Regions from separate parts of the Homo sapiens genome. Here region 1 is linked to region 2. Evidence: chromatin contacts called from ENCODE Hi-C or POLR2A ChIA-PET data. All regions are on one chromosome and are shown on one strand. The core of a region is the stretch at or near the end of the contact, and the rest is flanking DNA. Distances in the headings are between cores, read along the strand shown. Region 1 holds the start of H3C11 (H3 clustered histone 11). Region 2 holds the start of RIPOR2 (RHO family interacting cell polarization regulator 2).

Region 1 (4,435 bases), core at 528-3,027, 2.9 Mb before region 2:
AAATAGAAAGTTCTTGCCCCAAAAATGTGGTTGGCGAGGGAGAGAAAGGAACAGAAAGGACAGCTACAGAAAGAGTAAAATATAAGGAAAAGAATAGAGAACCAAATTTGAGAAAGGTGAGGAATCCCACCTTGGAGCTATCATCAGGCGTCGTCTTTTGCAGTCAGCCACTCCATAGGCTGATCACTTCGAGTTTGTACGGAAGCAGTTTCTACACGCTATTTCACAAATGCCCGAAACGACTGTGATTACCCCTCTAGAGATGGCGCCATTTGATTCCAGCAGCCACAAAGCACTAGAACAATCGATGCTAAGAGGTGACAGGAAAAACAGGCTGCAAAGACCCAGACAATGGAATGCAGCGGTGGTCAGCCTAAAACACTGTAGAAGGGCAAGATGAGCTGAGTAATTTTTAACTGGGCATCATTTTTAGAAACTGGAGTTTAAGTACCCCCTTTTCCATTTTTTCCTGAAGTCGTGGGCAGGGCGCAAGGTCTGTGAATCGGCCGACCGGATGCAGCTGGTGTGGAGAGTTCCCAATCAGGTCCGATTTATTACTATATAAAGTACTGCTGCGAGGCTTGCCGTGTTGCATTTTGTTTAGTACAAGACATGTCTGGGCGCGGCAAAGGCGGGAAGGGTCTGGGCAAAGGAGGCGCTAAGCGCCACCGCAAAGTTCTGCGCGACAACATTCAGGGCATCACCAAGCCCGCCATCCGACGCCTGGCACGGCGTGGAGGCGTTAAGCGCATCTCAGGCCTTATATACGAGGAGACACGCGGAGTTCTTAAAGTGTTTTTGGAGAATGTAATCCGCGATGCAGTTACCTACACGGAGCACGCCAAACGCAAGACAGTCACAGCCATGGACGTGGTTTACGCGCTCAAGCGCCAGGGCCGCACCCTGTATGGCTTTGGCGGCTGAGTGTTTTACTTACTTACACGGTTCCTCAAAGGCCCTTCTCAGGGCCACCCATGAAGTCTGTGAAAGAGCTGTAGACTAAAGATAGTTAATTTCTTAAGAACACTTAAACGTATGGCAGTTTTGGCAAATTAGCGATTCCACATAAGCAGTCGCTGAAGTTTGAGGTTCGGTGCCCCTTTCAGCATTACTTAGTGGTTAAAAGTGCCGGCTTCTCTGATACACGGCCAAATCTATAACGCCTCTCTGGTTTTTGCAAAAGTCATAATGAAACAGCCGGTCTCATTTATCTTGTATCGATTACTTTACCGCTACCAATGCGAGGGCTGTGTAACTATGACACTGTGGTCCGCAACGCCCAAAATGTTTTAATATCGCCCTTTACAGAAAAAGTCGGCCAACTTCTAAAACATTAAGTACGTTTAAATTTGAGAAATACTGGCATACCACAACGCTCGAATTTCATATCCCCTTCAATGCCTCCATTTACAAATTTACTCTAGTTTCACTTTTCCTTTACGTTCTTTAACTTTTTGTCAAATCAGTAATGACACCTCGTAATTAAAATAGTGCAAGGCAAGTTTAGATTTATCAAGCTTATATTTAAACAGGATTTTGATGCATGAAAAATCCTAGACTTTTGGGGGATTTTTTTTTGTTTCCGTTTTTGTTTTTCTTTAGCTAGCAAAACCATTTTACGTTTCTTGACCCAAAACAGAGGCGGAATGTCTCCCTTTCACTAGCAGATTAAACTGGGAGCCAATTCCGTGTGTGAGACGTGGCATGGCACAGTCTACTGTCCAATCAGAACGCGAGGGCAGCTATAAATACCGGGATGATCAGTTTTTTTCTCTCATTTGTGTTGAGTAGGTACGTCTACTTAGCCATGGCACGAACAAAGCAAACAGCTCGCAAGTCCACCGGCGGCAAAGCGCCGCGCAAGCAGCTGGCCACCAAGGCGGCTCGCAAGAGCGCTCCGGCCACCGGTGGCGTCAAGAAGCCCCACCGCTACCGCCCCGGCACCGTGGCCCTGCGCGAGATCCGCCGCTACCAGAAGTCGACCGAGCTGCTAATCCGGAAGCTACCTTTTCAGCGCTTGGTACGGGAGATCGCACAGGACTTTAAGACCGATCTGCGCTTCCAGAGCTCGGCGGTGATGGCGCTGCAGGAGGCTTGCGAGGCCTACCTGGTGGGGCTATTTGAGGATACCAACCTGTGCGCCATTCACGCCAAACGCGTCACTATTATGCCTAAAGACATCCAGCTTGCGCGCCGCATCCGAGGGGAGAGGGCATAAATATTCCTATCAGCCCAAGAAGTCTGTCCAACCCCAAAAGGCTCTTTTCAGAGCCCCTCAATTGTCACCAAAAGGAAGCTGTAGCTTTTGAGACGTGTCTTAGCTCCATGTTAAATACAAGCTGTGGACAAAACGTGGTAGTGGCCCAACACACTATAATGCAGGAGTCAGGTCACAGGCTGTTGGTATGCTAAATCAATTTCACATACAGAACCTGTTCCTACTGATAAGGATTATCACTCAAAAAAGACATGTCATGGGGTCAATTTTACAGATGAAGTTTAGTTTTGAAAAGTATTCCTGTTTTTATCCTTGAGGAATGTGTCTCCTGCGTATCTACCTGCCCCTACTGAAGGGAACAAGTAGCACAATGAGTGTCCACAGGCTCTGGTGAGGCCGAGGCAGGCGGATCACAAGGTCAGGAGATCAAGACCATCCTGGCTAACACGGTGAAACCCCCCTGTCCACTAAAAAAAAGACTGCCGGCCGTGGTGGCACGCGCCTGTAGTCCCAGCTACTCGGGAGGCTGAGGCAGGAGGATCGCTTGAACCTGGCAGGCAGAGGTTGCAGTGAGCCGAGATCGCGCCACTGCCCTCCAGCCTGGGCTACAGAGCGAGACTCCGCCTCAAAAATACAAAAAACAACAGGCTCTAAAAACTACACACATGAGAGTGGAACAATAGACAATAAGGACTCAGAAGGGAGGAAAGAATGAATGATAAGTTACTTAATTGGTACAATGTAAGCTATTTAGCTCTTGTATAGCCCATGTAACTTGACCACCTTGGAGCATATGCACATAACAAAGTTGCCATCGTACCCCATGCAAGTAACAGTTTTGACAAAAAGCTCGACACTTTTGTTCTGTTTCAATGTAATGTTTAGCAAGCCATGTGTTAGGTAGTGGGCCTCTGAGGAGGGATACTTTAACCTACTGCATGCTGTCATCTATGAAATGAACTTCTAGCTCTAAGTGGACCTTAAAAAATATTTTCCTGTCATTTCACCATATGCTTGTCATAGACTGTGGAGTTGGATTTTCATGAGATTTTTTCTTTCTTTTTTTTTTTCAGAGAGAATCAGTCTGGGTATTAAACTTCAAGTGGTATTTTAAAGCTCTTCCTGGTTTCTAACCAAACTTTTCCATTATTTCCAGCTGTTTTAGAGTTTCCTCATGTGCTCTACATATGTGACTATCATGACCTCATTTTGCTCTTAAACTTTTTGAAGCACACATCTTGACCTAGGAGATATCTGGCAGAGATGTGAAGGCAATTTTTCTCCCTAGTGCTCTCAGCCAGCTCAGCCTCATATCTGTGCCTTCCTTTCTCATATTGGATTCACTCTTGCAAAGAGGCATGTATCCCAGCAACTGGTGCAGCGGTGTCCGATCTTTTGTCTTCCCTGGGCCACGTTGGAAGAAGAATTGTCTTGGGCCACACCTAAAATACAGGATCACTAAAGATAGCTGACGAAAGAAAACAAAGGAAGGAAGGAAGGAAGGGAGGAAGGAAGGAAAAAGGAAGGGCGCAGTGGCTCACATCTGTAATCCCAGCACTTTGCATTTTGGGAGGCCGATGCGGGCGAATCACGAGGTCAGGAGTTCCAGACCAGCCTGGCCAACATGGTGAAGCCACGTCTCTACTAAAAATACAAAAAATTAGCTGGGCATAGTGGCAGGCGCCTGTAGTCCCAGCTCCTTGGGAGGCTGAGGTTGCAGTGAGCCGAGATCACGCTACTGCACTCCAGTCCTGGTGACAGAGTGAGACTCTGTCTCAAAAAAAAAAAAAAAAAAAAAAAAGGAAGGAAGGGAAAGAAAGAAAAGTCTGTGCATAATTTTTGTGATATCCACCATCACAGATGAACAAAAAAGTCCTCACATTCAAAGGGTTGGATACAGGTATAAAGTTTTTGGAAACTTAAGATTTGATTCAGAAAAACAAACAACAAAAAAACACTTTTGATCCATGGGGCCAGAAGCCTCTTCCCACAATTAACTTAGAGCTCTTTTAGTGGCTGTTTGCTAGGTGTAGGAACAACTTGACACTGCCTCTTCCAAGCTTTGAAGATAGTTCTCTTCTCACCTCTTCAAGGATTTTCCCTCCATAATAGAGCTGAGGCCATGTTTCTAGGTTTAAAATTTAGAGCTGCCACTTCATAGCTGTATAACCTTTGACAAGTTATTAATTCTCTATCTGGGCCTCATCTTGTATAGCT
Region 2 (4,543 bases), core at 593-3,092:
CTGCCACTCACTAGCTGCCTGATCTTAGGAATGTTTTTCAAGCCCTCAGAGCCCCCATTGCTTCATCTGTAAAATGGGATAATAGCACCCACCTCATGAAGTTGTGGAGATTAAAGGACATAGGACAGTAGTTGAGAAATGTAGTGATTATCAAAATGGACACCCATCCTCTTATCCCAACCACACAAAAGAGAGCTTTAGTCCACATCCAAATTTCCTACACCTAGGCCCATTTTAATTAATTTAATTTATGTAACTAAGTGCAACCCTTGTCCAGAAACATCATTCAAGTGGGGATCATGGTAGGGGGTGGTAAAAGGGTCAGAAAGGGGAGATGCAAAGGAGAGCTAGAGAAAAGGATAACTCCAGTTCTCTGCCTGTCAGTGTGTCTCAAGGTGGGCATTATTGGTATTTGGAGCTGGACAGTTCTTCCTGTTGAGCTACTGTTCCATGCATTATGGTAAGGTTGATATCCCTGGGCCCCTGAGTGCTAAGACATTAAATACCAGTAATAACCCCCAGTCATTGTGCCACCCAAAACACCCCAGACATTTCCAAGCTCTCCTCTAAGGATGGTTCCAGCCCTGATTGACAACAATTGGTGATCCCAGCAGGACCCAAGCTGTACACTGTCTTTGGGAACTGCTGCAGCCACCAATGCAGGGATGAACTGACTGTTGCTGCTCAGTTAACCCTCAGTGTCTGATTCCTGAATTCCTCTGGGGTGATCCCTTCTCACTGCTGGATTTCTCCAACCCTGTTGTCCACAGTCTCTTCTGGGAGAAAATGGTGCAATTTCAAGGTTGCAGTTACAGGAGGAGGGGACAGTTTCTCTAGGGTAACACTGGGAGTATCTTCAAAACCATGCAGTAAATAAAGTGCCAAAAATAAACACCTTGGGTCAACAGCTCCTCACTGTCATCTCCATTTGCATTTTCTAAGCTTCTGGCCACCTAAGAGATCTTACAACACAGTGGAGTGCTCTGGGAAACCCCGAAATGAAGTCTCAGTATTACTCAGAGAGATGTGTGTTTGTTTGTGCAGCCAGACAGAATTTGGCACACGTTGGGTAGCTCGATATGGTGATGCCAGCCAATGGTGCTCGCGTAGAAGCTCAGTGTTCACTCATCCCTTTGGGAGGACTGCTTTTTGAGTTACATTTTCTTCTTTCTCCTTTAGTGATACAGTCTGAAGTATCAAACTGAGTAAATATTGTGAAATGCAAGATGTTTGACCAAAACCAGTTATCTATTCATTGACTATAGATTTAATCGAGCCACATAAAGCCTAGATATGGTTCAGTTTGGTTTAAATGCTGTAAAGTTTCCAATCCTTAAATGCAAGAGGTTTGAAAAAAAGAAAAGAAAAGAAAAGAAAAATGCAACTATTACTGAGCAAAATAAAAGCTCTGTCCTCTAAATGCCTGCTTTGGTTTAACATAGTGGCTTGCTTTACTTTCAGATAAATTGTAATTGAAGCAAAACCAAGATATGAGAAATATGAACTCCCTCTTTCAACAAAACCCATTGTGTTCAAATTCATAAGCAAGAAAGTTAAGCACCCACCTTCCTCTTTAAGGAAATATGAAAGTTGTTGCTTTGAAATAGAATTCATTGCATTCAGACTTTGAGTGATATCTGTATTCATATCCAACCGGATCTGCAGCCCTCTTCAAAAAATTCTTTCTCCTCAGTGGTGAGAATTACCCCACCTGGGATTCACTCTTCACAAGGCTCAAGAAGCCTATTCATATGAATGAAACTGCTTTCTTCAGGGCAGATGCGGAAGCTGCCCTCCAGAGGGCTTGGGCAACCCAAGGAAAGGAAATCACCTCGGTCGGCAGTGTGACTGCTGAGACTGCCGGGGCTGCTGCCTGCTGCTTCTCGCGCCTGTCCTCTCCAAGATGCAGTTTTTTGATGCTGAGGAGCTCCTGGTCGATGAAGAGGATGATGTTTTTGGTGAAGGTAAATGCATCTTTCTGGCAGGAGGCTCTCCGGTCTGCTTTGCTTTGTTTTGACACCACTGGACACTTTTGCCCAGCTTGGGCAAGGACTTGAGTATTTTGAAATGATAAAAACAAAGCATCCTGAGTGAGGTAGTGGCTGCAAATATCAACTTAGGCACTGAAGGAATACACAAGGCAAGGGGTGGAACAAGGGGTTGAGTCATTCCCGCAAATACATTTTTTAAAGTCATGACTAAAATAAAGGTTTAGTTTAGGCTGGAAAATAGTACTAAATTTTTTGCCTTGTCTCTCTTCTGTGCTATCTCTTGTCTAACACCTTAAGGAAAGCCTGTCACAGTGGTTTGAGCACAGCAGGGCTGCTAGGGAAGAAGTTAAATAAATGGACCAGGAGTGGTTTTTCATGGTACCATGTTGCTTTGATTTGCACTTCTCTCTTTCTGTCTCTCTCTCTCTCTGTCTCTCTCTCTCTGTCTATCTTTCTCTCGGTCCTTCTCTTTTTTTTTTTTTTTTTTTTTGTTGTTGTTTTTTGAGACAGAGTCTTGCTTTGTTGCTCAGGCTGGAGTGCAGTGGTGCAATCTCAGCTCACTGCAACCTCCGTCTCCCGGGTTCAAGTCATTCTCCTGCCTCAGCCTCCCAAGTAGCTGGGACTACAGGCGCCCACCACCATGCCCAGCTAATTTTTGTATTTTTAGTAGAGATGGGATTTTGCCATGTTGGCCAGGCTGGTCTTGAAATCCTGACTTCAGGTGATCCACCCTCCTTGGCCCCCCAAAGTGCTGGGATTACAGGCGTGAGCTACCATGCCCGGCCTGGGTCCTTCTCTCTTACTCTTCCTCACACATACTTGGCACTCCAACCCTCCATTCCCTTTTCCAATTTTCTTTTTTCCCAAGTCGGGATACTGGAGCCCTGGTAGCTTCCAATCCCCATTGGCACTGCTCAGTTTTCTGTTCTCATCTTGCAGCTTTTCCATGACTTGACCTATCCACTGGAATTTAACTGTAAAGGTTGCGATTTTAAAGGGATGATCTAGTCATTGGATGGATGTTTTGTTCAAATGCTGCCTATGAGATTGGGCTATAGGCAAAAGCTTTTTTAGAATTTGGAGCCACCTAAATAAAGGAAATTTGGACTCAAGAATCTCGTGAATTTGATTATTTTCCGCAAGAAACTACGTCTAGCAATTTTTTAAAAAACTCTATTCAGTAATTTTTTAAAAGGAACAGTAGTAAGGTTTTTGTGTATGTGTAATTACCCAAGCAATACAAGTTCGCTGAAGAAAAATTAGAGTGTCGCAAAGAACCCCTTGTAATCTAGTCATGTAGAATGTAATCATGGTTAATATTTTGATGTTGTCTTTCTGCTATGTTGTTCTAGCTACAGAAATATTTAAAATCATTAGTTGGGTTTTTATCACAACTTAAATCAATTTGAAGAATATCTATTGAGCTTCGCTGCTGTTTACCAAGTTATCATTCTGTTGTGTTACTTTGATGGCAGGCGTTTAGGCCACCAACACCTTGAAGTTTGATCTTAGGCCCCATTCTTCAGCTTTCACTTCTTAAAGATGTTTCCTCTTTAAGCAAACACCTTAAAGAGAAAATTTATACTTAGATACTAACTCTTTTGAGGACCTGAAAAATGCTCACAACTATGAAGATAAGCTTAGAACGGAAAAATTGGCAATCATTCACCCACACCTCCCTCCAGGAATGGCATTCCAAAACGCCCAGCCCACATTTCTTTGCCTATAGGAATTTTGCTCTTTTACATCTGGCTATGATACTTAAGAGCGCCCTCTATAGGCTGATGCACTGCACTCTGGATTATGCGTGGCCCCATCCTGAAGGGAAGCGTTAAGACCAAGCAGGGCTGGATGAACCTGTGTGTTCTCTCTCCTGAGCATTCATCATTTCCAAGGTGATTATTGTAACCTCACTAACCATGTTGTAGTGGAATGGCTGAGGTCCCCAGGTTCCAGGTAGCTAGGTAACCAGCTAGCTCTGAGGTGGGAAGTGAGGGAGGTAGTGCAGGTTGATAAGTTGGGAGTCAAACGAGATTCAGACTCAGATTCTGGTTCTGCTTCGTGGTACCCATACAAGCTAACTTTGGTCTCCTCAATGGTGAAGTGGGACAGTAATACCTATCGGTTGTACAGATTATCTTCATAGTAGATGCATAATGTTTGCGTTGCACTTCAATGTGGTATGCTTTATCTTTTCCAAACTGATTATCTCATTTAACTTAATCCCTAAAGATTAAAGAGAAAATCCTTGCAAGGCCAACATCCAGTGTATTTTTATTCAGTTTTCAGAGCCGTGGCTCATGTTTGGCAATTTATGTGAAAGCATGTCCAGCTGCTGCCTCATTTTAAGCAAGCTCTGTGTGGGGTAACAGTCAAAAGCTTCAGCTCTGGAATTGCACGGTCTAGGCTTTGCCAACCAATTCACTTATGACCTTAAGCAGGTTACCTAATCTCTCTGTGCCTCAGTTTACTCACTTATAAAATGGAGTCCAAACCTCATATGGCTGTGTGTGGCTTAAGTGTTATGATAGGGAAAGCTTTTAGAATAGTGG

Evidence for each region. A loop is a pair of places that touch in the nucleus more often than their neighbours do. ChIA-PET counts read pairs that join two places held with the same protein, here RNA polymerase II (POLR2A). Pooled maps may share reads with other maps.
Region 1: a pooled map shows a loop between it and region 2 (2.7-fold over the local background). The contact joins the promoter of H3C11 here to the promoter of RIPOR2 in region 2. A Hi-C loop is called at or near these places in 1 of 37 single-sample maps with no recorded cell type and 2 of 50 pooled maps. POLR2A ChIA-PET finds 5 or more read pairs at or near these places in 2 of 52 experiments (CD4-positive, alpha-beta T cell and activated CD4-positive, alpha-beta memory T cell).

Annotation. Positions count from the first base shown.
Region 1 is chr6:27,869,688-27,874,122 of GRCh38, reverse strand. H3C11 (H3 clustered histone 11) reads left to right here and starts at 1,777. Exons shown (of 1, transcript NM_003533.3): 1 at 1,777-2,278. The coding sequence starts at 1,808. The coding sequence ends at 2,218. It overlaps H4C13 (H4 clustered histone 13), which reads left to right and starts at 589. Exons shown (of 1, transcript NM_003546.3): 1 at 589-975. The coding sequence starts at 613. The coding sequence ends at 924. RefSeq lists enhancers at 309-358, 439-608, 909-958, 390-1,027, 2,943-3,580 and 1 more.
Region 2 is chr6:24,933,259-24,937,801 of GRCh38, reverse strand. RIPOR2 (RHO family interacting cell polarization regulator 2) reads left to right here and starts at 1,842. Exons shown (of 22, transcript NM_001286445.3): 1 at 1,842-1,964. The coding sequence starts at 1,904. LOC105374981 (a long non-coding RNA gene) reads right to left here and starts at 3,827. Exons shown (of 3, transcript XR_007059514.1): 1 at 3,738-3,827; 2 at 3,432-3,556. RefSeq lists an enhancer at 960-1,129.